2 separate regions of the Mus musculus genome follow, and region 1 is linked to region 2. Evidence: chromatin loops called from intact Hi-C (ENCODE). Cell type or tissue: gastrocnemius. All regions are shown on one strand. Links, peaks and the distances in the headings refer to the core of each region. The heading gives the core; the rest is flanking DNA. Region 1 overlaps Arhgap35 (Rho GTPase activating protein 35). Region 2 holds the start of Ceacam9 (carcinoembryonic antigen-related cell adhesion molecule 9).

Region 1 (16,388 bases), core at 3,330-11,329, 240 kb before region 2:
TAAAGATGTATTTATTATATTTATTTATTTATTTTTTAATTTATTTATTTATTTATTATATGTAAGTACACTGTAGCTGTCTTCAGACACTCCAGAAGAGGGCGTCAGATCTTGTTACAGATGGTTGTGAGCCACCATGTGGTTGCTGGGATTTGAACTCCGGACCTTTGGAAGAGCAGTCGGGTGCTCTTACCCACTGAGCCATCTCACCAGCCCTACAAACTAAATTTATCTTCGTTGTTGGGATTAAAGGTGTGTGCTAAAGGGATCTGTATTCCATGCAGGGAGATAAAGGTTTTGCTAAGGCTGAGCCACACCATGACTAGAAAGTTTTTTTCCAGTAAACAACACAATCTTGGGGGTCACAGTATGACCCAATATCCTGCAACAGATGAGAATGTTGAGGGCGGTGCAGAAGATGGAGACCTGGCTAGAGAAGTTTCAAAGGGAAGTTTAAAGACTCCATGGGGCTGTTTGTTATTTTGAATTAAGATTCTGGACCAGCAGAGACTTGGGACTGGGAGGAGGCTGCAGGGAGTTTATGGGGATGACTCTACCTGGGATTCCTAGCAGGGGGATGTGGAACCTGAAGTGGGAGGGATAAGGACAGCAATCCATCCACAAAACCTTTAACTTAAAATGTGTCCTGTCTACAAAATGCACAGGGACAAAGATGGAGCAGAGACAGAGGGGATGGCCAACCAGTGACTGGCCCAACTTGACACCCATCCCATGGGCAAGCACCAATCCCCGACACTATGAATGATCCTCTGCTATGCTTGCAGACAGGAGCCTAGCTAGCATAACTGTCCTCTGAGAGACTCTACCCAGCAAGCAGCCTATGGAAACAGAAGCAGAGACCCACAGCCAAACATTAGATGGAGCTTGGGGAGTCTTGTGGAAGAGTTAGGGGAAGGCTTGAGGGGCCTGAAGAAGACAGAGACTTTACAGAAGGACCAACAGACTCAACTGACCTAGACCCTCGGGGGGCTCCCAGAGACTGAACTACCAACCAAAGAGCGAGCATGGGCTGGACCTAGGCCCGCCCCATATGTAGCTGATGTACAGCTTGGTCTTCATGAGGGTCCTCCAATAACTGCATCAGGGGTTGTCCCTCGATCTGTGTGTGCCAGTGGATTCTGTTCCCCTAGCTGCAGCCTTGTTAAACCTCAGTGGGGGAAAGATGCACACAGTCCTGCAGTGAGGATGGGGGGGGTGGTGGTACCTAGGGGGGTTACCCTGTTCTCAAAGGGAAACGATGTGTCTAGTCCTGCAGTGACTTGATGTGCCAGGATGGGGTGATACCCAGGGTGGCCTCCCCTCTTCTCAGAGGAGAAGGGGAAGAAGGAATGGTGAGAAGAACTATGTAAGGGAGGCTGGGAGAATATGGGGGGCTGATATTGGGGTGTAAAGTGAATAAATACATAAATTATGAAAAAAAGACATTGGGGGAAAAAAGATTCTAGGCTAGGTGGTGATGGTGCACACCTTTAATCCTAGCATTGGAGAGACAGAGGCAGGTGGATCTCTGTGAGTGAGGCCAGCCTAGTCTATAGATCTAGTTCCAGGACAGTCAGGGCTACACAGAGAAACCCTGTCTCATTCCTTGCACACACACACACACACACACACACACACACACACACACACACACACCAGCCCCTTGCCAAAAGACCAGTATCATTCAGGTGAAATCTTCTAGGAAGTGTTTCCTGGGAGCACATAGAGGCTGGGTTCCAGAGACAACCAAAGTTGTACCTCATGCTGGCAGCTAAACTTAGTAGTCTAAGAGTCACCCAGATGGTACCAGTTTTTGAAGGCATAAAGGCAGGTCATGGAGAGCTGAAGGCTGGCATTCTGAGAGGCCGTTGGTGAAGGTGCAGCCTCACGTTCACCGTCACCGTCACCGTCACCGTCACCGTCACCGTCACCGTCACCGTCAGCATCACCATCACCATCAACACCACCATCACCATCACCATCACCATCAGTGGTAGATAAAGGCCCAGGGCTGAAGGGGTCATGCAGAGAAGCTGAGGCTTGGCACCATGAAGAGAGCCTATGAGAGGCTATTGGTGAAAGCACAGTCCAATTGCCAAATAGATGACCCCAACACCATGGGATGATTACCAAGAACAGCAGCAGTGGGGTGGAGTCAGCTGCAGCCCAGAAGACAAGCTGTGTGTGCTGCAGAGGGCAGAGCTGGAGAAGTGACCCAGGCCCTTTGGAGGATCCCAGAAGACTGTGAGTGGATCCACACATTAGATACGGCGTTATTTACGCTTTCAGAGTCTGGTTTTGCATTGTTCAGATTGTGACTGGGCCTGGCTCTTCCCTGTTGTAGTGGTTTGAATAGGAATGGCCCCCATGGACTCACGTGTTTGAATGGTTGGCCCCTAGGGAGTGGCACTATTGGGAGGTGTGGCCTTGTTGGAGGAGGTGTGTCTCTGTGGGGATGGGCTTTGAGGTCTCATACATGCTCAAGCTATCCCGAGTCACACAGACTCTCCTTGTCTGAGGATTGAGATGTAGAACTCTCAGTTCCTTCTCCAACACTGTCTGCCTGCACGCTGCTGTGTCTCCCACTATGACGGTAATGAACGGAACTTCTGAAGTTGTAAGTCAGCCCCAATTAAATGTTTTCCTCTATAAGGCTTACCGTGTTTGTGGTGTCTCTTTACAGCAATGGGACCCTCAGACACCTATTGAAGTCAAAAAGCACTTTACTTCACCTTTGATTTTACAGAAATCCTTTCTCCCCAAACCCCCTCTGAGACAGGGTCTCCCTGTGTCGCCCTGGCTGGCCTGGAACTCCCTCTGTAGACCAGGCTGGCCTCGAACTCAGAGATCTGCCTGCCTCTGCCTCTGGAGTGCTGGGATTAAAGGTGTGCGCCATTATTGCCCGGCTAAGACTGGCTAATTTTTAGAAAGACAACTTTTAAATTGTTTGAATTTTTAAGGCTGTGGTACTTTTTAAGTTTGTAACATGCTTGTATTGTGATGCCTGTATTGCTGTCAGATATGGAGATGAACAAGAAAGGAAAGGGTGTGGCTTAACAGCGATGCATTTGTGTGTCAAGTTAACTCGGGGTCAATTGTGCTGAAGTGTTTGATGTCAATTTGACCCAAGCTAAAGTTCTGTGAAAGAAGGGAAGCTCAAATTAGGACAATGCCTCCATAAATCGGGCTGTAGGCAAGCCTATAGGGCATTTTCTTAATTAGTAACTGATGGTGGAGGACCCAGCCCAGTGTAGGTAGGACCATCCCTAGGGTGGTGGTCCTGGGTTCTATAAGAAAGCAGGCTGAGGGCTGGCGAGATGGCTCAGTGGTTAAGAGCGCCGACTGCTCTTCCAAAGGTCCGGAGTTCAAATCCCAGCAACCACATGGTGGCTCACAACCATCCGTAACGAAATCGGATGCCCTCTTCTAGAGTATCTGAGGACAGCTACAGTGTGCTTACATATAATAAATAAATAAATAAATAGGAAGCAGGCTGAGGAAGCCATGATCAGCAAGTCAGTAAGCAGCGACCTTCCATGGCCTCTGCATCAGCTCCTGCCTCCAGGTTCCTGTCCTGTGTGAGTTTCTGTCCTCACTTCCTTCAATAATGAACAGTGCTGTGGAATTATAAGCCAAATAAAGTCTTGTCTACCCGAGTTACTTTGGCTATGGCGTTTCATTGCAGCAGTAGAAACCCTATCTAAGAGAGAGAAAAGGGTTCGTTTAACTTTTCAGTGTGTAATACTTCACGAGGTGCAGAGAGAATCTCCTATACAGCCATCACCTGTCAATAAAAAAGCTGACGGCCAATGGGCTGAGGCAGGAAATTGGAGGTGGGACACTGGGAGGAAGAGAGGATTCTGGGGGAAAGAATGAAAGAATAAAAGGAGACACAGGGAGAGATGAGGGGGGAGATATGAGTGTGATGCTGGAGGAGACTCTAAAGAAGAAGCAGGTTGGGTCTGGAGGAAGGCTACTAAGTGGTAGACATAGAATAGTCTGAATGGATTAAATAAGTTATAAGCTAGTCAGGGAATGAGCCAAAGCTTATGGCTGAGGCATTTATTAATAATGTCATCATTCTAGGAGCAGGGGCCAGGCAAGAGGAAAATCGGGTTTGTTTTATTTTACAATGAAGGAAAGTCAGGGCAGGAGCCTGAAGGCAGGAACTGAAGCAGAGGCCATGGCGGAACACTGCTTACTGGCTTGTCTCTGTGGCTAGCCCTGCCTGCTCTCTTATGCAGCCCAGGACTACCCGCCTAATGGTGGCACTGCCCATAGTGGACTGGGCCCTCCCTCAGCAATCATTAAGAGAATGCTCATGCTGACTTGCCTACAGGCCAATCTAATGGAGGCAGTTTCTCAATTGAGGTTCCTCTTCTTGGATCATCCTAGCTTGTGTCTAGTTGACAACCAACCACTACCACCACCACCACCACCACCACCACCACCACCACCACCACCATCACCACCAACTAACCAGGACGTCTAGGCATCTAGGATGGCCTCAGACTTACCTACAAAGCGGAGGTCAGCCCCTTGACCGTCTGGTCCTCCTGCTTCTGTCTTCCACGGGTGGAGGTTACAAGTGAGTCACTGCCCTGCCTGGTTTATGTGGTGCTGGGGACGGCACAGCCCCAAGGATTCACCATCTTCCCACGAACAGAACATTAACAAGATTTGAAAGTGAAAAACAGTATCCCTGCTCTCACTGAAAGCTTTAGTATTTGAAAATACATTTCCCCACTGCTGTAGCTCAGTGGGAGGGAGCTTGACCAGCATGCATGAGGTCCTAGGTTCAATTCCCTACCTTGGAAAAAAGAGAAGTTAATTCTCTCCATGTTTACGTCTGCCTTATCTTACCTTGTAAATGAGATATTTCACACACACAGATAAAATAAAACAAAGCTATTCCGGTGTTGTTGGGAATGGAATTCATGGCTTCTGTATGATGGAACGTTCATTGGTACTATTGAACCATATGCCAGCCCCTCCCTGGGGGATTCTAGGCAAACCTCTACCACTGAGGTATGCCACAACCAACTCCACTTGATGAATTCTAGTCACACTAAGCCACACCCACACTGTTTATTTATTTATTTACTTACTTATAGACTTGGTCTCACTACACAGCCCTGTCTGGCCTAGAACTCTATGTAGACCAGGCTGGTCTGAACTTACAGAAATCTGCCTGACTTTGCCTACCAAGTGGTTCAGTTAAAGGTGGGCCATGCTGCCTGGTTCCTCTTTTTGTTTTGTTATTTTTGACAGAGGATCTTGGTAGCTCTGCCTGGCCTGGACTTTGTAGCCACCTTGCTAGGCTTCCAGCCAGATTCATTTGTCTATTTTAAAAATATGTTTCTCAGCTTTTAATTTCAAACATGGCAAAATTCATTACTTTGCAGATCAAAAACTTTTGGAGTCTCATAAAATACACAGAAACTGGCCAAAAAGTGCTAAGAGAGCTAAGCTGTGCTGGTTTTAGCTGCCCGGGCTTATCTCACATGCTGGGAATTGATTTGTTCCCAAAGCCACACGTGTCCTCTATACACACTCTACCCTACCCTGTGTGAGTTGCAAACCTGTAGACACATGCTCCATTTCGGGGGTCTGGGTCCCATCTGTGACCTGGATGGTCTTACCACAGCAGTTGAGGGTTCACCCCACTGCTGGCAGTTTGATGTTTCAGAACTGGCTCCAAAGGAAGCGTTGAGGAATCCAGAGGGAGGGACAAAAGGCAAGGCTGGCAAAGTGGAAGGCTGAAAGGGAACGTGTGTGTGTGTGTGTGTGTGTGTGTGTGTGTGTGTGTGTGTGAATCCTTTCCTGTTACGGCCCATCTTGTCCCAGCTCAGATCCCCACATGCGCAACTAAGGCCAGGGTGTGGAGGAGCTGGAATATAAATCTGGTTTTGCCATGCCTGTGTTTTGGGCTTCCTGTTGGGCTGAACTCTGCAGCAAGATTTTTGTGTGGATGAGGCCCACTAGGGAAAGAACAGGGTGGGAGATAGCCTGAAAGGCCACGGAATCCCTCATCCCTTCCCCAGCCTTCTCTCTTTCGGAGTTTGGGTCTCCCTATGTAGCCCTGACTGGCCAGGAACTCGGTATATTCCAAGCTGCTCTCATACTCACAGATATCCTTCCATGCTGAGATAAAGGGCGAATGCCACCAAGTCTGTTAGACTCATGTGGTATTTCTAAGCTATCACTGGTGGGATTGGCTGGCAACTTGGCGCTGGGTATGGCAGAAACAGGAGGGGTGGGGAGGGGGAGCTGGTGAAAACTTGCAAGACTTGAAAACTTGCTGGGTAGTGGAGCTGAAGTTCTGTCTGGGATTGCCAGGGGGCACCCAATGGTCAGAGGACTGCTAAGGGGCTTGTTTGTGCCACGCGTGGTATACCAGGCAAGCTAGCCCCTGAGCTTCGTGGCGATTCCGTCTCTGCCTCGATTCTCAAAGTAGGATTGCTGGATTAGAGATGTGTGGCCATTGCATTTGGCTTTGTGCATGAGCTCTGTGCATGGCAAACACTGCCGGGATTAGATGTTCTCTACTTGTATTCGGTGCTGAGGCTCAACCCCAGGGCTTCCTGCACACCAGCAAGCTCTCTAGCATCCAAGTGACACACCAGCCCTTACACTTACAATTATTTCTTGTTTTCAGACAGGATCTCACCATGTAACCTTGGCCGGCCTTGATAGAGATCTACCTGCCTCTGCCTCTCGGAATTGCAGTTGTAGGTTACCACAGTCGAATTTATTGATAGGTTTATTTGCTTGTTTGTTTTTGAGACAGGGTTTTCTTTGTGTAGCCTTGGCTGTCCTAGATCTGACTATGTAAACTAGGCTGGCCTCGAATTCAGAGATCTGTCTGCCTCTGCCTCCGGAGTGCTAGAATTAAATGTATGTGCCACCACTGCCCAACGAATTTATTAATTTTTATAAATCTACTATCTAATAAAAAATGAAAAAAAAAAAGAGTTACAAATTTTGTGAGCCACCATGTGGGTGCTAAGAATCCAACCTGGGTCCTCTAGAAGAGCAGCCAGTTTTCTATACTGCTGAATCACATTTGCAGATTCAAGGATTATTTTTATTTTTATTTTATTTTTTTGATTTATTTATTTATTATATGTAAGTACACTGTAGCTGTTTTCAGACACTCCAGAAGAGGGAGTGCCAGATCTCATTACAGATGGTTGTGAACCACCATGTGGTTGCTGGGATTTGAACTCTGGACCTTCAGAAGAGCAGTCGGGTGCTCTTACCCACTGAGCCATCTCACCAGCCCATTTTTATTTTTTTTAATTTATGTATTAAACTTTATGGTATGTGCAATGCCTTTGGAGGCCAGAAGGCAGCATGAGATCCCCTGTAGGTGAAGTGAGGTCACAACATGGGTGCTGGGAACCTCTCAGGACCTCTGGAAAACCAGCAAGTACTTCTTTACCTCTAAGCCGTCTTTCCAGCCCTTATTAGTTATTTGCTTATTGTGTGTAGAGATCAGACAGAGTCCATTCTCATCTCCTATGTAGGTCCTATGGATTGAATTCAGGTTATCAGTCTTTGTTGCAATTTTTCAAAATTATCTTACTTTTATATACTTTTTCTGCATTTAAGTTTTGGGGCTTGGTGCTCACGGAGGCCAGAAGAGGACATCAGATCCCCTGGAACTGGAATTACAGATGGTTGAGAGACCCTATGTGGGTGCTGGTGATCGAACCCAGGTCCTTCACAAGAACAGCCTTCCAGCCCCATGTTGCCTTTCCCCTCTTGAGACAAGGTCTTGTGTAACTTAAGCCAGTCTTAACAACTTAGGCTCCCCAGTGTCAAGATTACAGATGTCTGGCACCCCGCACTGCACCTGGCCTGAATTAAGTTCTTAGTTTATAAAGCTCAGTGGGGCTTGTTCCCTCACCTCTGTAACAGTGGCAGAATAAATGAATGGACTTGGTAGATGAGGTTGGTGGATGAATTAACCAACTGAGAATGATGTAGTATGCCATGTGAGACACTTTGATTCTAGGGCCCAGTTTTCAGAACAAGTCTCTCCCTAGCCGCTCCCCCACACTCCCCAGCCCTAGGGTGCTTTCTTCCCAATCTCAACTTTTGTATGCAGCAGGGCAGGATGGTGTTCTGCTGACCCCTGGTGGCCACATGGAACAAGGCAGTGCATTCTCTCTGCAGGTGTTGTTTTGATGCCAATTCTGGCATGTCCAGCTTTGGTTCTCACAGGTGCACTCAACATTCAACTGACTCTGTTGTCTGGAGTTCTAAGATGTGCCAACCCCCACCTCTCCTTCTCATGTTCACATTCTCGCAGTGTGCTAATCCAACTGACTCAGCGCCCAGGCTAGGATTCACTCAAATCTTTTCTGGCTTGGACTGTCTCTCTCATTATTGATGTTTTTTAGTGATTTTGAGATGAGGTCTCAAAGTGTACCTTAAACTCATAATCCACCTGCCTCAGCTTTTTAAAAACGTGTGCTCATTTTACATGCATTGGTGTTTTGCCTGCCTTCTGTGTGAGGGTGTCAGATCTTGGAGTTACGATTTTGAGCTGCCATATGTGTGGGTGCTGGGAATTGGGCCCAGATCCTCTGGAAGACCAGTGTTCTTAACTGCTGAGCCATCTCTCTGTCCTGCACCCCACCCACCTCAGGTTTTGATTGTGGGGACTATAGGCATGCCTATAGACTATAGGCACACTTGGCTTAATATTTTGTCCCTTTTTGCCCTGAGGACCGAACACATAGCCTTCTGCCTGTGCATGCTAGGCAAACTCTACCACTGATCCACACCCACCTCCCTTTACGTTTTGTGAGATAATCTTGCTAAACCTTTAATTCCTTGGTGGCTCAAGCAGGCCTGAAAAGGGAAATTCTCCTGCCTTAGCCTGAGTAGCTACTATGATTGGCCTGTAACACCAGGTTTGGCTGCCTTTCATGGATTTACTATTAGGTGCATGTACATATAAGTACAGGGATTGATGGAGGACAGAAGCGTTGCAATCAGTAGTTAGCCTGTGTAGGTGCTGGTAACGGAATTCAGATCCCTGCAAGAGCAGTATATGCTGTTAACTGAGTCACTTCCTCAGGGAGAGCTTAAAGAGCGACCCACTGGTCACACAGCTGTGACAGCATCTGATAATTCCACTGAGAAGTGGGCTCTGGGCAGGCAGAGCTGTGCCTGTGGCTGTGCTTCCTGGAGCCCGGCACAGAGCACATGCTCTGGGATTCTGAATTAAATGAGTGGAGACAATCTAATGCCAAGTTAAGTACACTTCAGAGCTTCCTAGTCATGGGGTGGGGAGTAGCCTATCTGCAACCCTATTACCTGGGAAGTTGGAGGCAGGAGAATCAGTTCAAGGCTAGCCTCAGCTACATATTGAGGGCTCCTCCAGACTAAACAATAAAAACAAAAGGACAACTGTGGAGGTCCCAGGGATCAAGTCCTCAGGAATTGGTGGCAAGTACTTTTACCCAACGTGCCACTGCACCAGCCTAGAATCAGGTGACGACATTCTGGCTGGGCATAGGAGAGTCACAGATGTGCCCACTAGAACTCTAGACTCATGTGAGTGGTAGCTTACACCTGTAATCTCAGCACTCAGGAAGCTGATTCAGGATTGTACCAAGTATAGGAACACTCTGGGCTATACATTAGTACCATCTTGGGGTGGAGTTGGCTTAGTGGCTAAAGGTGCATGCTGTTTATATAGAGGACCAGAATTCTCTTCCCAGCTCACAACTAGTAACCCCTGTTCCAGGAGATCCTATGCCCTCTGCTGGCCTCCACAGGCACTGCATTTACCCACAAAAACACATTCATATAAAACTATGTTTCAAAAAACAAACAAAAAACCACAAAAAACTGAATAGGGGATGGAGAGATGGCTCAGAGATTGAGAGCTTGCTGCTTTTGCAGAGGACCCAAGTTCGGTTTATTGGGCGGCTCACAACTGCCTCTAACTCACACATAGGAGGCCAGCCAGGGTTACATGGAGAAACCTGAAGCAAAACAAAACAAAACAAAACTCAGGAGGAGGTGGAGGAGGAGGAGGTAGGTAGGTAGGCTTGAAGTTTGAGGCTGCCTGGAGTTTTTTCCCCATCCATGGTGGTGCTGTGATAGACATCCTGTATGAGGAACTTCTAGGCCCCTGCCATAGGGAAGGAAGGGTCAAGGGAGGTCAGGTTAAGCGTGCATGTGGGGATCCATCAGAATCTCAGCAGGCCTGAGTTACAGTATTCTAGAGCACTGGAATGGAGGCAGAGGAAAGAGCACTTGCCACCATCTGGGATCCAGATGATGGGATGATCCTACTTCACCAAGGTGTTCTTTGATGGGCCTTCGTGATAGCCATGTGCCCACACTCACAACCACTCAAACTTCCTTACACAGATGTTTAAAACCAGCTGTCTCAGCACACCTGGTCCTAGGACTACATGTGTGCACCACAGTTACTCTTTCAGTATTTTCAGGGGTGGTGGAAATGTTTTTGCTGTGGCTTCTTTAGGTGGCTAGCCTTCTCACTTCTTACAACTTTCCAAAGCTTCTGGCCATCTGCAGTTCTCCGACTTCTGTCCTCTCAACACGGCTGCAGAGGATGAGGGGTAGGACTGTCCCCACTTGGCCCCAGGCTGCTGTGGAGACTGCGGCCCTTCATTTCTCTCAGGCCTGTTTTTATTTATGGTTTTTTTTTTTACAAGATTGATTTATTAACTATGATACATATCACATAAGGCCTTTTCTGTCTTTTTTTCTTTTTTAACACCATTCCCATTGAGACAAGTACAATACTTTGTAGCAAATACATAATCTTAAAAAACAAAACCAAACAAAAACACTTCTGTCAGAGATGTCTTGGCTGCCAGGATGGCTGCCCATGCACTAAACAGGCTGGAGCCTCAGAAACCCATGACGTATTTAAAAAAAAAAAAAAAAAAAAAAAAAAGCTTGGAAATGAAGCAGACATTCCTAACAGCAACTAGAGAGGTCCTGGTTTGAGCCCCCATGATACAGGAAATCATCGTTACACTTGCTTTACAGACAGGTTTCCACTTTTGCTGCGAAACATAAGTTTGGGCACACGGCCAGACTACTAACACACTTCAATACCATTAATGTTTCTGTTTGTTTTCAGGAAACTCAAAATATTTGTTAATCCAACACATATAAAGATCATTTAACATAGAAAATACAAGTACCAGAAAAATAAGCTGACAGCAGCACTATTCCAAATTTTCAAACAAGTTTTATTCCCATACAATCCCAAGACTTTTCCTTTGCTTAAAATGTACACAGGGAACATGATTCTTTAATGTGAACAATAACTTATGTCCTGGCTCCACTACTTGGGTGGCTTCATGGTTGGGTAATAGTGCCTCTAGCCTTAGCCTCTCTACAGTGTCCCTGGCTGCTGCAGTCCTAGAGTGACCCAGTCCATCCCCTGCCCTCCCCATGCACACTGGCAGTGGATGTGGAATGGAGAACCACTTTCTTCCACCTGCCATCTGTAGATGACTTTAGGAGATGAGGATTGTAGTTGGCCCACTGCTAAGGCTATGGGTCTGGGGGCAGAGCACAAGGTACCCTGTAGGGTCCTCACTTAGGGGATGCAGGTCTTCAGGGATTCCTCCCACTAGACCAGGGGTACAGACCACAGAAGGGTTCACCCCACCCCTCTGGCCTACAAGTTGCTTTTATGTCATTCCATGTAGTGGTAGAGACAGTGTGAAGGTTCTAAGACCGTCTGCTAGTGCTGCTGTCTGCCTTGGCTGGGGAAAATGGAGAGTGTGGGGTCAGACAGAGCTCCAGACCTTTCCATATCCCTTAAAAGGTAGAGATGAGAAGGTGGGACAGTGCAGACAGAATGCATACTACCCAATGTGAAACACAAAACCCAGCCCGTGGTGATGTTGGGTGGTGACAGGCTATGGTCACCTCCAGGGCTTTCTGGGAAGGGCAGTAGCTGACCTGGCCACCCACTCAAGCCTGATTGTTCTGACTTCTGTGGTTGCCTTGTCATGGGTGGGAAGGACACTCAGAGTGCCTGAAAAGGGAGGTGCACCAGCCTGGTGTCCACAAAGTGAGGCCCAAGCAGGGCTCTACTAATCGCGTGCCTGCCTCTGCCTGCCACCCACTGCCAACATAATAGGCACATGCAGCAGCCTCCCCTGGTTCATAACTGTTCACAGCAGGATGGCTCCACTTCCATCTCTACAAAGGACCAACACAGAAGCTACTGAATGGAAGCCATTCCAATAGCTGAGGCTTGGGGCATGAAGTCAGGGCAGGGGACCAACTGCAACCTTAGCGGACACTACACACATTGTATGTTCCTATTGACTCCAGGCCCACAACATCCAACACAGACCCCCAGGAAGGAAAACATTTATGTGTAACACATTTGTACCTTGGGTTTGGTTTGTCTTGGAGTTTACTTTGCAGGGGGCAGCCTTAGTGTTTGCAAGCACCTTATGTTGCCAAGTATTAGAGATAGGGAGACAGCCAGGACCTGGGCCAGAGGCCAGTCATCCTCCTCTTATCCTACAGAGATAAAGGCAGGGTGGCAGTCCACCTGAGGCCCTTGGGAACACTCCGTGTTATTTCTAAAGTGCAATGGTGCGACCCATGCCCCTCCTATGCTCAGGGTACCTTAGTGTCAGATTTCATGGCCCAGTGCTTAGATTAAAGTGGGGGGCAAAGGCAGGAGCCGACAAGGGTTGCCACATCAGGAGCAGAGTATGGGGAGGCTGCTGGGGAAGTGTCTGGGTTGGGTCACTGTGATGACCTTTGCTTGAGAACAGGTCCCTTCATTCCATAACCAGATGATCATTTCTGGAAGATGCCACATCTGCTCATATCCCAGACACCCTTTCTGGTTGCATTCATAACATGGAATGAAATGACCCCATTTCAACACCAAACATGCCAACCTGAGTGCTGTGTGCACACACCTGTAGTGTTTCTATAGTAGTGTATGTAGTGTGCTGGTTGGCAGGAGGGGTGGGGGCCATGCTAACAATCCTTCCAAGGGCTGTGTTCTTAGGGAGTGGGGGGAGGGGGCTGTGGTTGCAGTTACTGCCCAGGTGTCCTTGCTTTGCTGTCATACATAGACAAAAGGACTTGTTTACCCAGTGGCCACCTGGCAGGTCAGAGTGGAAACTTGAGGTCTGTTTTCTTGCTGTGGTTTCTTTCTGTCTCTGTGGAGGAGCTCCATCTTTCTTCCAGTGTTCCTTTGCTGCAGGGAATGGATCACAAGTCTGGGAAGGGGTTGGAGGAAAGCCACACACTGGGTATAGGCACAAAGCTCTCCTCTTGCTGTGCTGTTGGGCCATGCCAGTGACCCAGTGTGTCCTACGGGGTAGCAGAGCCATAGCCCACATGTTCCCCAGACCCCCGCTGCAGGTGTGTGTAGGTATGGACAAGAAAGGACAAACTGGGAAATGTCCTCTTTAGAGGGGCCAGCCCTGCTTGGGGTTACCTCTGCCCCTGGCAGAGGCTGGGGTGATGTCCCGATGGTGGGGCCTGACGCTGGTGCAGGCAGACAGGTTGGGCCAAGGGGTCCAAGGAGCAGTAGGGGTGATGGGGCCGCTATCTGGTCAGTTCAGTCCTCAGATTGGCCCAGACAAGGCGAGGGCTCACAGCTTGCCACAGCCATAGCCAGGGCAGGTGAAGAGCAGGTGCTCAACTGCCCAGCCATGGGGGACACTGGCTAGTGCCACCACTCAAGTCTTAAAAAGGCGCTTGGCTGTGACTTCCACCCCAGGGGACCTGATTTTGTTCAAGGCCAAATGCCACCCTGTCAAGAAGACGATTGGTTTTCCTGCTTCCTGGGCTGTGGTGGCTCACAGCGTGTGTTCGGCTTGGAGCTGAGAGGACAGCAATGGCTGCATTGGGGACTGAGGGGTTGGAGGAGGTGACTGGGGAGGTGATGGCTGACTGGTAGCAGGTGTAGAGGTGAGGAAGGGAACAGTGGGAGCCATGGCTGAAGGGGAGCCAGGCGCAGCCCCTGGAGGCTCGCTGATGGGCCGGTTGTAGAAGAAGAAGGGGCACTGCTGGATGAAGAGCTCGATGATGGTCTGGTAGGAGCGCGTGGCTGTGAGCGCGTCCATGCTGCTGAAGTCAGGCCGCATCAGCGTGGGCCAGAAGCAGATGGACAGGTTCTCACTGGTCATAAGATTCACCTTGTTGTTGTGGCTGACTCTGTAGGTGACAGCAAAGGCAGGTGAGATCTGCACAGGGCCTCAGGGGTGTCTTCCCTGCCTGCCCAGCTTCTACCTGAACCTGTCACCAGCTTCAAGGAGCTTTAGGGCCCAGGCTATCAACCAAATTGGTGATGATGCTTGGGATGGGCAGGAAGTTAGTGCATGGCTCCAAAAACTATCTATCCCTCTGCCAACAGTCCCACCATGAGTGGCTAAACCTGGTTATCAGTAAAGGGTTTTGCTCACATCATAGGACAGGCTGCTCTGTCCTAAGGCACCCCTCCTGATATGTGATCTGTCTCACACGAGCACCGAGACATGGACGAGGAGCAGCTGTGAGAAGCTCTTGGCATTTTTAATACTGTGAAGTTTCTGAAGGCTCTAGCACCTGCCAGAGAAATTACCCTGTCACCCCCCACAGACTTGGAGCCAGAGCCAGAATGGAAAGTAAGGATGCCACGAGCCTAGCTATGCTACATGAGGGCAGGCCCTGCTGGCCTTCTCCCTCAGTTAACTAACCCAACATGCTGCTTATACAGGAGGAAAAACAACCAGCAGCTCCTAAACCTACTTGTTCAGGTGGGAGATGACATATTTGAAGACTTCATGGTTTTCCTTCGGGAACTTCTTCAGCACTTCCTTCAGAGCATGCAGCTTCTGTTCCCTGTCGTTGATTTCTGAAAGAGAAAAATGAAAGGTCTCTCCAGCAGCCGAGCAAGATGCCCAAAGGGAAGAAGGCCAAGGGGAAGAAGGTGGCCCTGGCCCCCGCCGTCGTCAAGAAGCAGGAGGCCAAGAAGGTGATCAACCCTCTGTTCGAGAAGAGGCCCAAGCACTTCGGCACTGGACAGGACATCCAGCCCAAAAGAGATTTAATGTGCTTTGTCAAATGGCCCCGCTACATCAGGCTGCAGCGGCAAAGAGCCATCCTCTACAAGTGGCTCAAAGTCCCTCCTGCCATTAACCCGTTCACCCAGGCCCTGGACAGGCAGACAGCTACTCAGCTGCTTAAGCTTGTCCACAAGTACAGGCCAGAGACAAAGCAAGAGAAGAAGCAAAGAGGCTACTGATCTGTGCTGAGAAGAAAGCTGCTGGCAAAGGGGACGTCCCAACTAAGAGACCACCTGTCCTCCAAGCAGGAGTCAATACAGTCACCACCTTGATGGAGAACAAGAAGGCTCAGCTGGTGGTGATTGCCCATGACATAGACCCCATTGAGCTGGTGGTTTTCCTGCCTGCCCTGTGTCGAAAGATGGGAGTGCCCTACTGCATCATCAAGGGAAAGGCCAGGCTGGGGCACCTGGTCTACAGGAAGACATGCACCACTGTTGCCTTCACACAGGTTAACTCGGAAGACAAGGGTGCTCTGGCTAAGCTGGTGGGAGCTATTAGGACCAATTATAATGACAGATATGACGAGATCCGTCGCCACTGGGGAGGCAACGTCCTGGGTCCTAAGTCTGTGGCTCGCATGGCCAAGCTGGAAAAGGCAAAGGCTAAAGAACTCGGCACTACACTGGGTTAAATGTACACTAAGTTTTCTGTACATAAATATAATTACAAAATTAAAAAAAAAAAAAAAGAAAGAAAGAAAAATGAAAGGCTTTCAGGGCTGAGTTTGGTGGGAGTTTTGAGGACACCAAATGGATACAGAGCAGTTGGTAGGACAGACAGGTGGCTGCTGGCGGCCAGCCCAGGTGTGCTCTGGGAATCCTCCGGGAGGCCAGTCCCATCCTACTGTCATGCCCAGAGCCTGCACCCATGGCCGCACACCTGGACTGGGGTCTATGTCCCAGGCCCCTGCTGAAGGGCAGTACTGTGTGCCTGGGCTTCCTGCCTCCCCCCAGCTCCCAAGACGAACCATCCACAGATTCTACCATAAAGAACACCATTCTTTGCTCATTGGTTGCCCCTGGAGACAGGCACTCTGATGCAGAAAGACTGCTTGCTTCCTGGCCAGACGGAGGGTGCTGCCACCCACCCACACTGACAGACCATGGAAGGAGGGGGTCTGCCACAAGACCAGGGCTCTGTCCTTCCCTGCACATGTTCTGTCGGAGGGGCTCATACAGTGGGCAATTCTTATGCAGCTCAAAGGAACCACATGCCCTGTTCTTACTGACGCCTACTGTGCCCACTAAGAGTTCTAATGTGCCGTGACAGGAAGCATGTCATCCATGCCATGCC
Region 2 (16,388 bases), core at 4,939-12,938:
TAGCTGTCTTCAGACACACCAGAAGAGGGAGTCAGATCTTGTTACAGATGGTTGTGAGCCACCATGTGGTTGCTGGGATTTGAACTCTGGACCTTCGGAAGAGCAGTCGGGTGCTCTTACCCACTGAGCCATCTCACCAGCCCCTAGAGGTTTTATAAGACAAGGTTACACAACTATTAAGTGGCACCTTACTGTTGTATGTGTGTAGCCTCAGCACTTAGACTGAGGCAGGAGAATTCGTGTGTTGGGAATGTATAATGAGTTTTAGGCTTACTAGGTTCAATTAAAAGTAAACACAAAATAATAAATGTGACTGAATAATTAATTCAGTGTTAGAGCAATGGGAGACTTGGGAATCAGTTTCATGGTGGTCAAAAGAGAAACATTTTTCTCTACTTACTAACTGCTGTCCTTGCTTAGTCTAGTATCCGATGTCCATCGGGCTGAGTCAGATGACCCCTTCTGGGTACAGTGACTCTTTCCTGTTGCTTAATGAATTTTTCTCTTGTGTGACCTGAGTGCAAGGCCAGGACTCCCAAGCTCACCTCCAGTGTGTCTAATCTAGATGGGTGCACAAGGGAGGGGCTCAGGAACTGGGGTTCCTTTGTGGGAGCAGGTAACTAGACAGGGCCTTCCCGGTGCTTAAGAAGGCGAATAGTAGCCAAGAAAGCCAAATCCATCTGGAGAGATGGCTCAGTGGTTAAGAGAAACGACTGCTCTACCAGAGGTCCTGAGTTCAATTCCCAGCAACCACAGGGTGGCTCACAGCTATCTGTCATGGGATCTGATGCCCTCTTCTGGTGTGGCTGAAGACAGCAACAGTGTACTCATATGAATAAAAGAAATAAAACAAATTTTAAAAAGAAAAGAAAAAAAGAAAGTCAAATCCTGGAAGCGGGCTTCTTTGGGGCAGCCATCTTTCATTCCCTCCCTACCTTACACCTCCCCTGTCACCTGCACCAGGACAAATGAACGAACAGCTGACCAATTATCACCTAAGAAGAAGCAGGGGCTGCCAGCTTGAGCCTCCACCAAGATTCCCCAGTGTGACCCTGGAGACCTGCACAACTAGAAGTCACATGAACCAGAGCCCTAGGGACTGGGTAGAGCTTGAGATCTGGATGTCAATCAGAGAGATGCATGAGCTGTAAAAATTAAAAATAAATAAAACCTCAATGATTTTGCAGAGAATGCTGGGGAGCTGGGACAGTTGCCCTCTCCCGTGTCACAGGCAGTGGGAGGAATGGGTAAGCAGTTTTGGAGGAGGAGAGTTGTCTGAGGGGCCCAGGTGGTCAGGACTCACTTCCTGATCGAGTGGTTGTTCCCAGGTGCAAAAGGGGGAGAGAAATGCAGAACTTCAGAAATAGGGCAAATGGCAGCCATTCAGGCTATGGAGACCCAATAAAGTAAAAATGCTGGGACTAAAATTGAGTTTGGGAGGGAGGCAGAAGAAGATGAAATCCATTCATGACTTTTCTTAATATTGGAAGGTCTTCGACCATTATTTATAACATAAGAATTTCTGAATGCATTATTACAAAAAAAAAAAAAAAAAAAAAAACCTTAAAGAATGAATGGGTTTAGAGACAGTTGGGGTGGGGGAGGGAAAAGAAGAAGGGACAGACCTCCAGCAAGAAGAGTTGACGCAGATCACAGATCATAGCCTTGGGCAGATTCCCTGCACACAGCCCATGAGACTCTGGGAGATGCCCCTGGGGTAAGGACAGGAGAAATAAGAGGGAAGGATCCACAGGGCAGACACCAGGACAGCACACATGGGAGCAGAGACCATGGAGTCCCCTTCTCTGTTTCTCTGCAAAGGGCTCCTGCTCACAGGTGAGGCCAGCCCTGGAGTGGTGTGGGGAGGATGCTCTGACAGGAAGGGACTCTGGGAGGACCCTCTGCTTCAGGTTGAGAGGGGAGGACACGGAGGGACCCAGGCTGCTCAGGTGGATGCTCTCAGGGAGCAAGGAGTGCTCAGAGGGGAGGAAAAGCCAGATCCCTCTTTATTTAAAGTTACCAGTGCCAACAGGACACATGGCTGTGCCCTGACTCTTGGAGTCCTCACAGGAGTGGCCATCATAATGGGGGTTTGCTCCCCACCAGAGATTTCCCAGGGCACAGCACACAGAGGACCACAAATGCCCTGGGTCAGATCCAGGCTCCAGTGTTTGTACCCATCAAGGGCTCTGGAATGGGGGTCAGGGCCTTGATGCTGAGCTGTGAGGTGTGCTTGGGAGGGAGTGCAGGGGACAGGGCTGTGCTGGGGCTTTTGACACAGAAAAGACAGGCAATGGGGGTGGAGAGAGGGTGGAGAAGGGCCTGGGACTCTACAGAGGACATGGCAGTCTCCTCCCTCTGAGGAGGAAGAGCTGGCAGCAGGGCACAGAGGAAATGTTGGGACAAAAGAGGAGGTGGCCCTGGAGAGATTCTCTTGATGGGAAGAGAGAAGTGAGCTGCAATCCAGGACTCAGACAAGGCTCTCTGTGAGGCTGCAGGATTTATGCAGTGTGAGAGAGGATGGGTGTGTGTGGTTGGGAAGGGGAAAGCAGGAAAGCAGGATTGATTCTCACTGTGGGGAAGTGAGGAATCCGCGGGGAAGCTGCGGAGGAAGGGTGCCTTAGTGCCTTCAGTGGGTGAGCAGGGGGTGCCTTAACCTGTGAAGATGGAGGTTGCATGTTCCTAGGTGCCTGGCACTCTCAGGAGTCAGAACACCTAGGAAGGACAGTGTCTTAGGAACTGGGACAGGCTGTTCCTCTCTTCATACAGCTTCAGGGAACCCAGAATCTACTGGAAGGGCAGCTTGGGAGATAGGGAGTTAGCTACCTGCTGACAACTACACACACACACACACACACACACACACACACACACACACACATGCTCACGCGCACACATACACATGCACACTGTAAGCCCCTAGACACCCCCAGCCCTGCAATTCATTCATTCATTCATTCATTCATTCATTCTTCCACAGAAGTCTGAGCCTTTCTCAGGCACATGGCCTTCCCAAAGCCCTTTCCCTAGGCCCTGTCCTCATGGACTGGAAGACGGGGCATGAGAGCTTTTAGAAAACACAGCAAGGGGTTGATTGCAAACACAGAGAACAGAACAACGGCATTTGGTAGTGATGACCCAGCGTCTCTGGAGAAGGCCAAGGAAGGCATCCCCAAGCTCAGTGTATTCTTGCAGAGTGAGTGGGGAGCCACGAGCCACGCAGACAAGGGAGGAGAGAGAGCCATACAAAGGGCACTCCAACTCTAGGGGACTGGGGAATATAGATGACACAGTTCCCCTGCACCGAGCAAGTGAGGCACACCCTCAACCCACACCTCGGCTAAGAGACGAACACACCTACCTGCTCAGGACTTGGGGATCATCTCACCAAACACTAAGGTCCCGATATTTATAGGATTTTCTCTCCTAGCCTTCCTCTTAACCTGCTGGAATGCACCCGCCGCTGCCGAGCTCACTATTGAATTAGTGCCACCCATGGTTGCCGAAGGCGGAAACTCCGTTCTGTTTGTGCATGAAATGCCACTGAACGTCCAGGCGTTTTACTGGTACAAACAGAGAGATTCGACGAAGAGCTACGAAGTCGCACGGTACTTAACACCCACGAACCAAAGTTCGAAGATGCCTCAGCACAGTGATAGGAAAACCGTATTCTACAGTGGATCCCTGCTGATCAGAAACGTCACCAAGGCTGACAGTGGAGTCTATACCTTACTAACATTTAACACGGAAATGGAAAGCGAATTAACACATGTGCATCTGGAAGTGCAGGGTAAGTGGTTGCGTGACCTCTGGGTGCTGGGGGGCGGGGAGTGTGCTCCTTTTATTTATAGGACCATCAGGCATCGGCTATACACATCTCCTGGTCTCCTCGCTGGCATTTGAGCATTTAGTGCAGGACATACACCGAGGAGGAAAACCTACAATAGGTCAGAGTTCTTTCCCTGGCTCCACCCCCCAGAGAAGAGGGCGCACTCTGTAACACAGTCTGAGTGTTGGGGCTTCACCATGAACCCTCGGGATTCCGGCAACGTCTGGTTGAGGAAGTCATGGGGTCCTCACAGTAAGGTGGCCACAAAGAAGTCCTGACTCCAGATCTCTGCACGAACATCTAGTCCAGGGAACCCTGGGGACCTTCACGTCCTGTGAGAGATGACAGGGATCAAGGTTTTATTGCTTATTTGTCTCATAGCAGGTGGAACCAGCCTGGGCACTGTCTGGAGGACCACTGTCAGACTAGGTCACTTGGGCACAGCCTTCTCCTGAGTCTCAGCATGCAGAGCCCAGATGGACAGGTGTCCATGCTGTGAGCCAACTGTTCTGAGGGTCTCATGAGGATACAGGTCCTCCTGGCAACTGCTTGTCCTCAGGGGTCCAGCCCAGTCAACTCTCCCTCATAGGCTGAGTAATAGACTCTGACATTTTGAGCAGCTCCCATCTGTAAAGAGTCCTTGTTTACATTTAAGATCACTTTATAGACATGGTAATGATCATTTATCATGTGTTATCATCATTGTCATCATCACATCAATTATTATTATCACATCGTCATAACAATTATTTTATATATTTTATAATATTAATAACAATTGTTACTGTTTGGTTTTTCAAGACAGGGTTTCTCTATGTAGCCCTAGCTATCCCAAAACTCACTCTATAGACCAGGCTGGCCTGGAACTCACAGAGAGCCACCTGCCTCTGTCTCTCTGCATCCCCTCTGCCTCTGGTGCTGGGATTAAAGGCATGTACCACCACTGCCCAGCCAAGTGCTCTATTATATAAAAACAGAAACACAGGAAACACAGTGGCTAAATTAGGGCCACATAGACCATGGGTGGCAGATCTGAAGCAGTACATATCTGTCTACAGCCTTGATCCCAACTTCTCCACCCTGGAGGCCATTCTAGGTGTCTGTGGACCTGAGAGGGCTGGTTGAGATCTGAGGGTGAGCCACCATCATTCGGTCCCTCCTCTGTTCCTTCACAGAGCCCGTGGCACAGCCTACCCTCCAAGCAGACAGCACCGCGGTAACAGAAGCTGGTTCTGTGACCCTCACATGTGTCTCAGAAGACCCTGGACTCTCCATCCGCTGGCTCTTCAATCACCAGGGCCTGTATTTCAATGACAGGATGACTCTGTCCCAGAAAAACAGCAGACTTACCATAGACCCAGCCAAGAGGGAGGATGCTGGGGAGTACCAGTGCGAGGTCTCCAACGGCTACAGCTCTAAGATGAGTCTCCCGCTCCAAATGTCTGTGACTAGTGAGTGACCTGGCCTCTCTCTTCGTGCGTCACGGGGGCAGGGAATTCTTTGTTAATGATGCTAAAAATGAAGAAAAGTTCTAGGGAAGAACCAAGGCAGCCAGCGTGGTGACGGAGCCCTGCCATCCCAGGCAGCCAGCGTGGTGACGGAGCCCTGCCATCCCAGGGTAAAACTCCAGTCAGCAGGATCATGAGTTTGAACCAGCCAGGGTTACAAAGAGAGACCGAGTCTCAAAACCAATCAACACAGTAAGCAAAACTACAAAGGGATTATAACTAAGGGCTTAGGTTCTGAGTTGAATATGGCCAGTCCTCCAGATCCATGGAGAGCTGATTCCAGGAGTCCCCAAATTTCTGGATGTTTTGAGTCCCCTGTTGAAAACAGTGCAGTGTTAGCATAGAGACAGACACATTCTCCTCTCACGTGCCCCAGTCATGCCTCACACCGTTGCCGCCCAGACACCTCTCCAGACCATTTCTAAGCGTATTCCATTTCCTACAGCCCTGATAGCTGTCAGCCTGCTTCTGCCTCTGTGTACATGGCATTTGTCTTTTTTGTTGTTGTTGTTAGCATCATACGAATCATGATTCTGTTCTCTCAAGCCACCTGGTTAAATTAAAGGACATTAAAGGACATTCTTGCCTACTGTCAACCACTAGATGACAGTCTATTTGATTTTTTTTTATATAATTTTATTTTTATTTTATGTTCATTGGTGCTTCGCCTGTGTGTGTGTGTGTGTGTGTGTGTGTGTCTGTGTCTGTGGGGGGGTGTCTGTGTGTGTGTGCCTGTGTGTGGGTGTGTGTGGGTGTGCATGTGTGTGTGGGTATGTCTGTGTGTCTGTCTGTGTGTCTGTGTGGGGGTGGGGTGGGGGTGAGTGTGTCTCTGTGTGTGTGTGTCTGTGTGTGTGTGCATGCATGTGTGTGTGTGTGTCTCTGTGTGTGTGTGTGTCTGTGTGTGTGTGTGTGTCTGTGTGTGTGTGTCTGTGTGTGTGTGCGTGTGTGTGTGTGTGTGTCTGTGTGTGTCTGTGTGTGTGTGTGTGAAGGTGTCAGAAGCTCTGGAGCTGGAGTTACAGACAGGTGTCAGCTGCCTTGAGATGAGGGTGCTGAAAGTTAAACCCCGGTACTCTGGAAGTGCAGCCAGACATCTGCTTAACTGTTGAGACTTCTCTCTAGTCCCGGCCTATTTGATTTTTAGTCTTAAATTTATCTGCAACTCCCTGGGACTCACAAGGATAGAGCCGCACAGATACCAAAGGACATGAGATGTGTCCTTTCAGCCTTTAGCTTTGCTAAGAGGAAGAGGACTGAAGAGGTGGTGGCCTGAGTAAAGCTGTCCCTGTCAACAGCACCATACTATGTCAGCTTGGGACACAATGAGTGGAAAGTGATTGCTACTTCCCCTCTGTTGCTTGAGAGGGTGAGGACCCATCTCCCTGCCACATGAGGCATGAAGAGTAACTCACCAGCCCTGCTGAAGAGGAGGTTCCAGTGTGCCGGGTTGTACACCCAATATCTCCCCATGCATCCTCACCGTGTAACAAGGCTGGCAAGCACTAACTGTAGTGGGGTCTGTGCCCCATCCAAGGGAGAAGGGTACAATGGAGCTTGGGGATGTTCTGCTATGCAAGCATATCAACCACTTTTGAGTGTGGACACTGTAAGATGAACCCATCCTCTCCACACCCAGCTTCTCTCAGAACACTTATCCAAAGTTAAGACAAAGTCTACCAACAGTGTGTCCCTTAGCTGACCAGGTCCTGTCAGGTTAATCTTACAGGCTCCATGGACGATCTGTCCGGAAAACTCAGGACATGTGTTTGTCCGTGCGTGGTGATGCTGGGCATGCATCAACTTGGACACTTAGCGGGAAGGCCATGTTAGCTGTCGAAGCATCAATCAGAGTTCAGGAGACCACAGACACTGCCCAGCTTATGTGGGAAGCACAGAGTAGCGTCTTTATCAGATGTGATATATGCATGTGAATGTCAAAGACTAAAGGTGTTGGATCCCACCCCACCCACCTCAAAGACTGACTGGACATGGAACTTGGGTCCTTTTCAAAGGTAGTGTGACTTTTTTAACCCCTGAGTCATCTTCTTTCTTCTTGTTTGTTTGTTAAGATTTTATTTATTATATGTAAGTACACTGTAGCTGTCTTCAGACATCCCAGAAGAGAGCATCAGATCTCATTACGGATGGTTGTGAGCCACCATGTGGTTGCTGGGATTTGAACTCAGGACCTTTGGAAGAGCAGTCAGTGTTCTTACACACTGAGCCATCTCACCAGCCCTGTTTGTTTGTTTTGTAAAACAGGGTTTCTCAGCCAGGCGTGGTGGCACATGCCTTTAATCCCAGCACTCGGGAGGCAGAGGCAGGCGGATTTCAAGGCCAGCCTGGTTTGGCTATCCTGGAATTCACTATGTAGAACAAGCTGGCTTTGAACCCAGAGAGATGTGCCTGCTTCTGCCTTCCAAATCCTGGGATTAAAGGTATGTACCACCACCAGGCTCCTTTTGGGTTCTTGATCTGAGGTCTCATGTAGCTCAAACTTCATAAGTAGCAAAGGATGACTTTGAACTCCCAATCTTTCCACATGCAAGGATTAAAAGCACTCACCACCATACCTATTTTGTCAGGGAGATTATGTGTGTGTGTGTGTGTGTGTGCGCGCACGTGTGTATCTATAAACAAAATGTTAAACCAGGAGTTTCAGTGAATGGCTGTAATTCTGACATTTGGGAGGCTGAAGCAGGAGGATCAATGCAAGTTAGAGGCTAGTCTGGTCACATAGTGAGTATCAACATGGCAAGATCCCATGCCAAAAATCAGTCTCTCTCTCTCTCTCTCTCTCTCTCACACACACACACAATCAATCAATTAATCAATCACATTTTAAGATGTTTCAAAACAAAATTTAAAAAATAAAAAAATTAAATTTTAAAAAAAATTTTAAAAAATTAAATTAAATTTAGGTTCTGCATAGGAGAGGAAACACTCAGTGTTTGTCTCTCTAAATTTGGCTTTCCTCTCTCTTCACAGTCTATTTATATCACATTTTCATAGTCAGTCATCCCCTAAGGGACACCAGGCTTGTTCCAGTTTCTAGGCAGTGGGAATGATGCAGCGACAAACACAAATGTGAAGGTGAAGTATGATAAGGCAGGAAGGATCCGTTGACTGATACAGTCATTGCCCGTACTGTCTGTTTACCAAGCATGACTTCACTTGCTACCTGGAAAGAATGTCTAAACAAAGGATCCGTGCCCTTAACAACCGCTGACTTCCCAAGGGGCTTCTGTAAAAACCTCACTCGCGCCACCTTGTGGCTTTGGAGTATAACATGAGAATACAAACATGGTCTGGGGGTGGAAACCTTTCAGGAGCCATCCTGGCTTTGGTCCACCAGTGACACCACTTCTCATCCACTCTTGTTGGTGTTGGAGTGGCTTTTTCCAGAAAGATTCCCACAACATTTCTGGAGGCCCTAACAGGATGTCCTTCACCATGACCCCAGTTGATCAAGAATGACTGCCTCTCCAGGGCCTCTCAGACAACCAAAGGTCTCTGGAGCCAGGAGGAACGCATACCCACATATCCGATGGGATTCCAGGACCCCTTTCTAGCGGCCAAAATGCCTATGACACCCAGGATCAGAGTCTCTGAGTCCAGATCGGGTAAGGACTCGCCCCCTCCCAGGGGAGACAGGCAGGAAGAGCCAGTGCAGCCTGGCTCTTCACCCCAGAGGACTGCATCCAAAGCCCCTATGAGGACCAAGGAGGTACTGGTACTGATCTCTGGAGAAATAGACAGACTGGGAATTTAAAACGGGAGTCTATAACTTCTGAATGAACGAATGAATGAATGAATGAATGAATGGTGGATGAATGTGAGCACACTTGCCTTCTCCATACACCTGCAGCTACAGAATCTGATTCCATTAATAGGAGGTGACCAGCAGAGGTGACCTGTTGTGTCTGGCCAGCAGATCACAGCCTGGGTTCTAGCCTGGACAGGCATTTTGGAAACCTGGAAGAGAAGAAGGGCTAGGCGACGAGAGAAAATGATGCAGCTAAGACAGGCATTCTGATCAAAGCTCAATTTTACTGTTCCACACGCAGTTATGAAGCAGGGGAAGGGGGCCCGATTCCCACCAAATAATCTCGGAGTCCAGTAGCAGGGTGACCACGTGATGGCTTCGGAACAGGAAAGCGACAGGCTCCAGCAGTGGGAGTGGCAGAATGATTGAGCAGGAAGCTCCACCCCTGAACAATCAGGTTTCAGACTGGGGGAGGGGAGACTACAGTGACCGAGCATGGTTAAATCATGGTGAGGAGGCTGGCAAAGCAGGCACCTTCTACCCCACTCTATGCACTACAAGGAGTGGAACATATAACCTCCCCCAGCTCCTGGTTACAGAACTCTTGTCACAAGGTCTGCACAGTCCTAATACAAACCCACACAGTTGTGCAAAGATTGCTAAGCCTGAAGACACCAAGGAAGCACCCACACTGGCATCCCCAGGGGATGGAACTTTTCACATGATGCTGCCTCCCTACTGTTCCAACTGTCAGCATCACAGGGAACCAAGATGGCTGCAAGACCATCTCATCCCATCTTCTGAAAGTAGTGAGCTACGCAACGCTCACCAGCCTCAGCCACAGCCCAGCCCTGCCAACCTCTGCGGGATGCATTCCAGATACAAGCCCATTCCAGTGTGTTCTCTAAGGGAATATCGGGCCTTTCCTTCATCCAAAGTGGCAGCTATGTTATTCAGCCACATACTTGCCAGAAGAGGAGGAAGAGCCCCTCCATGATTGTGTAGAAGTTGTAGTAGAGATTGTCTCCTAACACCCAACAAAGTTCAGCTCCCCAGTTCAGATGTGGAATCTTTTACTGGTCAGAGCTGAAACCTATGACAGGACAATAGCCCCTCACAATAAGAGACTCTAAACAACAATATATCAAGAAAGGGGGCTGCTTACCTCAGGGAACAAAGAAGCTAAACCCAGAGTCCAAACCCTCCAGTTCCTAGGAGCTGTGTGGGCCCCCCTAGCTATGGAAATGATACACTGACAGACTCACACCAAGAGCCAAGGTAGTCCAAGACACAGCTCCAAAGTCCTATCCCAGCTGGGCGGTGGTGGTGCACGCCTTAAATCCCAGCACTCGGGAGGCAGAGGTAGGCAGATTTCTGAGTTCGAGGCCTGCCTGGTCTACAAAGTGAGTTCCAGAACATCCAGGGCTATACAGAGAAACCCTGTCTCAAAAACAAAAGCAAAACAAAAAAAAAAAACAAAAAAAACAAAGTCCTATCCCATTACCGTCCAGAACTCCCCTCACAATAGGCCAGAAACAAAAGAATGACAAACACAACTGACATGGGCCAGGGAGATGGTTCAGTGAGTAAAGTCCACATTGTCAGGCCTGATGACCTGAGTTTGATTCCCTAGACCAACTGTGTTGGCTTACAGATAATTCTGCTAGACTCCTCCCAGGGACCTAGCAACAGTTACGTCATCACCTGCCGCCATTACTACCTGCGCCGCTGCTACCACCAGGTGCAGGTGACTTGGCAGTGTATTAGAGGACTACTCACTACCCCAGTCCCTCTTCTCTTCTCTCTCTCCCTCTCTCTACTCTCCCCCCCCCCCGCCATTCTCTCTCTCTGTCCCCATACATTCCCAGCTGGCCTCTCTGTCTTTCTTTCTGCCCTCCTTTGTCCCCCTTCTCTACCTCTACCCCTTCTCCAGGTCCTCACTCCCCTCCCTTCCCTACAATAGCCATCCCTGACACCAGGTCTGCCTCATGGTGTGATTTCTCAGGGGTGCCTTGGCATGGCTTACCAGGTACCCCCTGACCCTTGCCACCGCTGCATTTATTTCATATAACAGGCTGGAGGAAGGTTTTCTTCTGGCCTACTCATGGACACTGTGGCATGTTCACGTACCCACACATACAATAAATAAATAATTCACAAGTTTAAATGAAAAAGAACTGATAGGGCTGGCGAGATGGCTCAGTGGTTAAGAGTGCCGACTGCTCTTCCGAAGGTCCCGAGTTCAAATCCCAGCAACCACATGGTGGCTCACAACCATCCATAACAAAATCTGATGCCACTCTTCTGGAGTGTCTGAAGACAGCTACAGTGTACTTACATATAAATAAATAAATAAATAAATCTTTAAAAAAGTGATAAAGGGGCTACTAAAAATCAGGAGGACTGGCTGACTACCACAGATAGGAAAATAATAATCCCAGAGATGACCACTTCCAGCCCACTCCCACAGTGACACACCTACGCCCACAAGGCTACACCAAATAGTGCCACTCCCTGGGCCAAGCATATACAAACCATCACACTTGGCAAACTCTCACAAAGCTTTCCGGGGTGCGGGGGGCACTGCCCTCCAAGAACCACTGAAAGAAGCCAGTTGTTGTGGCACATGCCTTTGACCCTGGTGTTGTGGGGTACTCACCAGGAAAGACTGCTCAGACATGGCTATAAGCCAATAGGAAGTGTTTACTAGTCAGTCAGCCACTGAACCGTTCTCCGGGTGAGCGTTTAAGCATAAAAACTGTTCTAGGTCGCCATCCTCCAGTTAACAAGAACAGTTAGCCAGAAGCAAAACAACAGAAGCTAAAAAGGCAAGGTTAGTACAGTTAGAGACTTTCCCAGAACTATGGACTTTGATGGATTAGGTCTTTGTTTTCGTTTTGGCAGGTGGTGCTGTCTGTGCTGAGTTTTACAACCTGATTGGTACTTCCACCACGGAGTCAGTGTGCTAAGGTCTGGGGCCCTGTCACACCAGCACTTGGAAGGCCAACTCAGAGAGAGTTATAGTTCAGAACAGCCAGGGGTGTCTTAAAAGCAAACAGCAGCAACAACAAAAGAATTGTTGCATATATATGTGGTGGTCTCAAGGCTGCCAACGCTGGCCCAGCAAGCTCCCAAAGACTATTCTCAGTGTGCTCAGAATGATCCCAAGCAATCACTCAAAGCCTCATGCTAACACACAAGCTGGACTCCTACCCATTTAAACACCAGAAGTGGTCTTTACTGACATTGACCCCAGCAGGAGGTAACAAGACTTGAGGCTTATGGTGTGCACTTTTTCAGGCTGGGCCTTTCCTACTGCATGAAGAATTAGCCTGGAACTTGTGCACACACTACCACCCATCAATCTTTAAGTGTGGTTGTGAACATGAATAAGACTGTTAAAATGGCACTGGACAAACACTACCCCGAAACAGACTTCCCTGGCCAGAAATTCTACCACCTGTACTGTTTAGGGTACGCTGTATAAATGCAGTTACTTTACTTTTGAAGTCATGTTTGGACACTCACATCCACTGCTTCCAAAGGACTCAGGGGACCTCTACTGGACACACCTGCCCTAAGTGGTTCTCTGTTTTTGTTTTGCTGAGACGGGGCTTCTCTGTTTAGGCCCAGATGCCCTGGAACTCTGTAGACCAGGCTGGCCTCAAACTCAGAGATCTGCCTGCCTCTGCGTTCTGAGTGATGGGATTAAAGGCGTGCGCCACCATCCAACTTCCAGTAGTTCTTAAAAGACTTAGCTGGGGCTGGTGAGATGGCTCAGTGGGTAAGAGCACCCGACTGCTCTTCCGAAGGTCCGAAGTTCAAATCCCAGCAACCACATGGTGGCTCACAACCACCCGTAATGAGATCTGATGCCCTCTTCTGGTGTATCTGAAGACAACTACAGTGTACTTACATATAATAAATAAATAAATCTTAAAAAAAAAAAAAAAGACTTAGCTGACACTGAACAAAAATTTGACGGTACCAAGTGTAGAAGTTTGGCCTGGTTCTTCCTCCCAGTCCTGTGCTCAGGAAATAAGACTCAGATTCAAAGTATATTTACAAATACCTTGGCCATATAGCTAGGCTCTGCTCTAACTACCTCATAAAATAACCCATTTATTCTAATCTACATTCTGCCACGTGGCCAGTCACCTCTGCTCAGATACCATGAGGTGTCTGTCTTGTCACATCTTCCCAGGTGAATCTCCCTTACTTGGCACTATCCCAGAATCCTTTCTGCTTCCCAGATGTCCCACCTCCTATTTCCTTTCTAAGTCAGAAGCCATCAGATTTTTATTGACAGGTGCCACATCCATTCAGACACAGTTATTCTCTCTACAATCGAGCTATGGACAAGGCTGCTTCGGACCTGAGCCAGAAGTGGACCGTGAAAGCTGGCCCAGAGCAGCTTCTGACGCTGACCACCTGGAAATGACCTCAGAATAGAGACAACAGCTCAGCTTCTCCAATTCTCTCTGCTGTCCTTCCTGATCCTGCGGATACAGGTCTGAACCAGTTCCTCAACCTCATCCCAGGGGAGTTCTAATCCCTGGACGCCCATCCTGGAGCTAACTGCCCCCTTCCTTGGGCATAGGCCAGCCACAGATCATACCTCAGACCTCATCATGTGACTGTGGAACCAGCCACACTGGTAAGACAGACTGATTCCTTTTGGAGATGTCCCCAGTCAGGACAGCCTCAGGACATGGGGCCAGAAGTAAAAAAAAAAAAAAAACTATTGGTGTTACCTTAAATACTGGCCATGTGGAAACTTCACCATAAAAGGAGCTACCAGAGAGGCACAAGGAATTAAGACCCTAATGGGCCTTTGTGGGGCAACCTGGGAGGAATAATACAGGAACTGAACATAGAAAAGCCCTCCATGTGGGAAAGCCGTATCTCAAAATGCTGGCTTTATTAAATGCCAGCTATGAATTTCTTAATCTAACAGATCTATCTCTAGGTCAGTGTGATGGTTTGTATATGCTTGACCAGGGAGTGGCACCATCTGGAGGTGTGGCCTTGGTGGAATAGGTGTGACCTGGTTGGAATAGGTGTGTCACTGTGGGTGTAGGCTTAATACTCTCACCCCAGTTGCCTGGAGGTCAGTCTTCCACTAGCAGCCTTCGGATGAAGACGTAGAACTCTTAGCCTGGATGCTGCCATGCTCCCACCTTGATGATAATGGACTGAACCTCTGAACCTGTAAGCCAGCCCCAATTAAATGTTGTTTTTTATAAGACTTGCCTTGGTCATGGTGTCTGTGCACAGCAGTAAACCCTGGCTAAGCCAGTCAGGACTGTTGGATGTGCTTGTGTGAAGGCAGGTTACCTACACTGCAGTAGGAATGATCAACCAAAGCCTGACTAATAACACAAAAGGGGTATGTTTAACTGGGCTACCTGCTCAGGTCACAGAAGTAGGCCAATGTGTGGGAAATGAAAGGGGCTGTACTAGACTAATTAAAAGAGCAGTAGCTCCTAATGGTACATACTTAACCTGTTCCTACGGTGTTTACACCTGCTACCCAGGAGACAGAGGCTGACCAGTGCTCGACTTTGATATGCTCCCAGGAAGTGATGTCCAGCCATACTTACATCCCTTAGATTTAAAAAGTAAGAGAACTCCTGTACTTATACCAGTCCTGCTAGGCATGGCCCTGCCTGGGTCCATGAGGTGCCTCTGCAATAGGCATCTAACAAGTACGCTCAGCACAGCCAGATCCCCACTCAGATAAAGATGAACCGTTGTTCAGGGAAGCACAGTCACTCTCCAGAACCAGACAGATGCACTGGCTGCAACGTTCCTCCAAAAGCGTGGAGGATTAGGCATGTCCACGATTTAAAATAAAGAATGCTGTTTTATGCTAATTACTCAGGAATCGTATGAGGAATCGCCAAAGGTGTGTTACTGGGAAAGTGAGGCAAAAAGTACAGGAGAGCCATGGAGTAAATACGGACAACATGGTGGGGGCGGGAGCCTGGCTGCCTCTGCTATGGGGCTGCTTATGATGAGGGTGCTGGCTCTTCTATTAGGAACATATTTACTTATTTATTTTATTTATTTACTTATTTAATGAGTATACTGCAGCTGTCTTCAGACGCAGCAGAAGAGGGCATAGGATTCCATTACAGATGGTTGTGAGCCACCGTGTGGTTGCTGGGAGTTGAACTCAGGACCTCTGGAAGAGCAGTCAGTGCTCTTAACCACTGAGCCATCTCTCCAGCCCCACTGGACCACGCATCTTAAACTCCCCGTCCAGCTTCATCAAAACTAGAAGGAAAGCAATAGAAGAGCAGCTGGCAGGCCAGAGTACCAACCGCTTTCTGCAGGACATATTCGTAAGTGATGTAGACGAAGAGAAAGGGAGGAGACAGGACCAATTACTAGGTTTATCCGCTTGTTCAGTGGTTCACTTAAAGTGCTGTCTGTACTGCTTAATTAGTAAGTGTGACATCACTCACCACCTGGGACAGAATAACCTGGAGACACAGCTCAAACAACCTGGGTGGTTGCCCTGCCACTGAAGCCACACAGGCTTCCCTAAAACTCTCCCTCCACTGCCCCACCTTGTGGCTTTAGGGTATAAAATGAGAATACCAACCAGACCTGGGAGGGAAACCTTCCTGCAGCTCACCTGCTTAGGTCCACCAGGGCTCTCTTCCATGCTCATTGGTGCTGGGGCTTATTCCAGGAAGAGCCCCACACGCACAAGGACATTCTCCCCTTGCTTTTCTCTTTACATCTTTTAAATTTATCCTCTGTGCTTCTGTGTGTATGTTAGTGCTGTGTGTGTGTTAGTGTGTGTTAGTGTTGTATATGTGTTTGTGTGTGTGCATGTGTTTGTGTGCATGTGTGTGTGAGAGAGTGTGTGTGTGTGTGCATGTGTGTGTGTGAGTGTGTGTGTGCATGTGTGTGTGTGTGAGAGAGAGTGTGTGTGTGTGTGTGAGTGTGACACAAGGACTTTCTCTCCTTACTTTTCTCTTTACATCTTTCAAATTTATCCTCTATGTTTCTGTGTGTGTTTGTGAATGTACGTTAGTGTTGTGTATGTGTTTGTGTGTGTGCATGTGTGTGTGCATGTGTGTGAGTGTGTGCATGTGTGTATGTATGTGAGAGAGAGAGAGAGAGAGAGAGAGTGTGTGTGTGTGTAAATCAGAGGACAACACAAGGACTTTCTCTCCTTACTTTTCTCTTTACATCTTTCAAATTTATCCTCTATGTTTCTGTGTGTGTTTGTATATGTATGTTAGTGGTGTTTATGTGTGTGTGTGTTTGCGTG

The links. Hi-C counts contacts between places; a loop is a spot of excess contacts. Peaks named below come from ENCODE experiments on the same cell type or tissue, not always from the same donor. Only the 100,000 strongest peaks of a DNase experiment are listed, where the experiment ranks them.
Region 1: a loop joins it to region 2, with 2.1 times the contacts of the local background. A loop is called at or near these places in 3 of 42 quality-filtered maps.

What each region holds. Positions count from the first base shown.
Region 1 is chr7:16,483,809-16,500,196 of GRCm38, forward strand. It overlaps Arhgap35 (Rho GTPase activating protein 35), which reads right to left. Exons shown (of 7, transcript NM_172739.4): 6 at 14,776-14,881; 7 at 10,665-14,202. The coding sequence ends at 13,845. It also overlaps the pseudogene Gm17826. Among named protein-coding and RNA genes, the nearest start is that of Npas1, 15 kb to the left of the region's middle. In gastrocnemius, for the core only: CTCF peaks have their summits at 6,341 and 9,791 (motif pointing left); DNase peaks (open chromatin) are centred at 6,340, 8,145 and 9,780.
Region 2 is chr7:16,720,195-16,736,582 of GRCm38, forward strand. It overlaps Ceacam9 (carcinoembryonic antigen-related cell adhesion molecule 9), which reads left to right and starts at 1,735. Exons shown (of 3, transcript NM_011927.4): 1 at 1,735-1,836; 2 at 3,431-3,790; 3 at 5,005-5,916. The coding sequence starts at 1,776. The coding sequence ends at 5,288. In gastrocnemius, for the core only: a CTCF peak has its summit at 8,596 (motif pointing left); a DNase peak (open chromatin) is centred at 8,611; H3K4me3 peaks cover 514 bases; H3K27ac peaks cover 1,576 bases.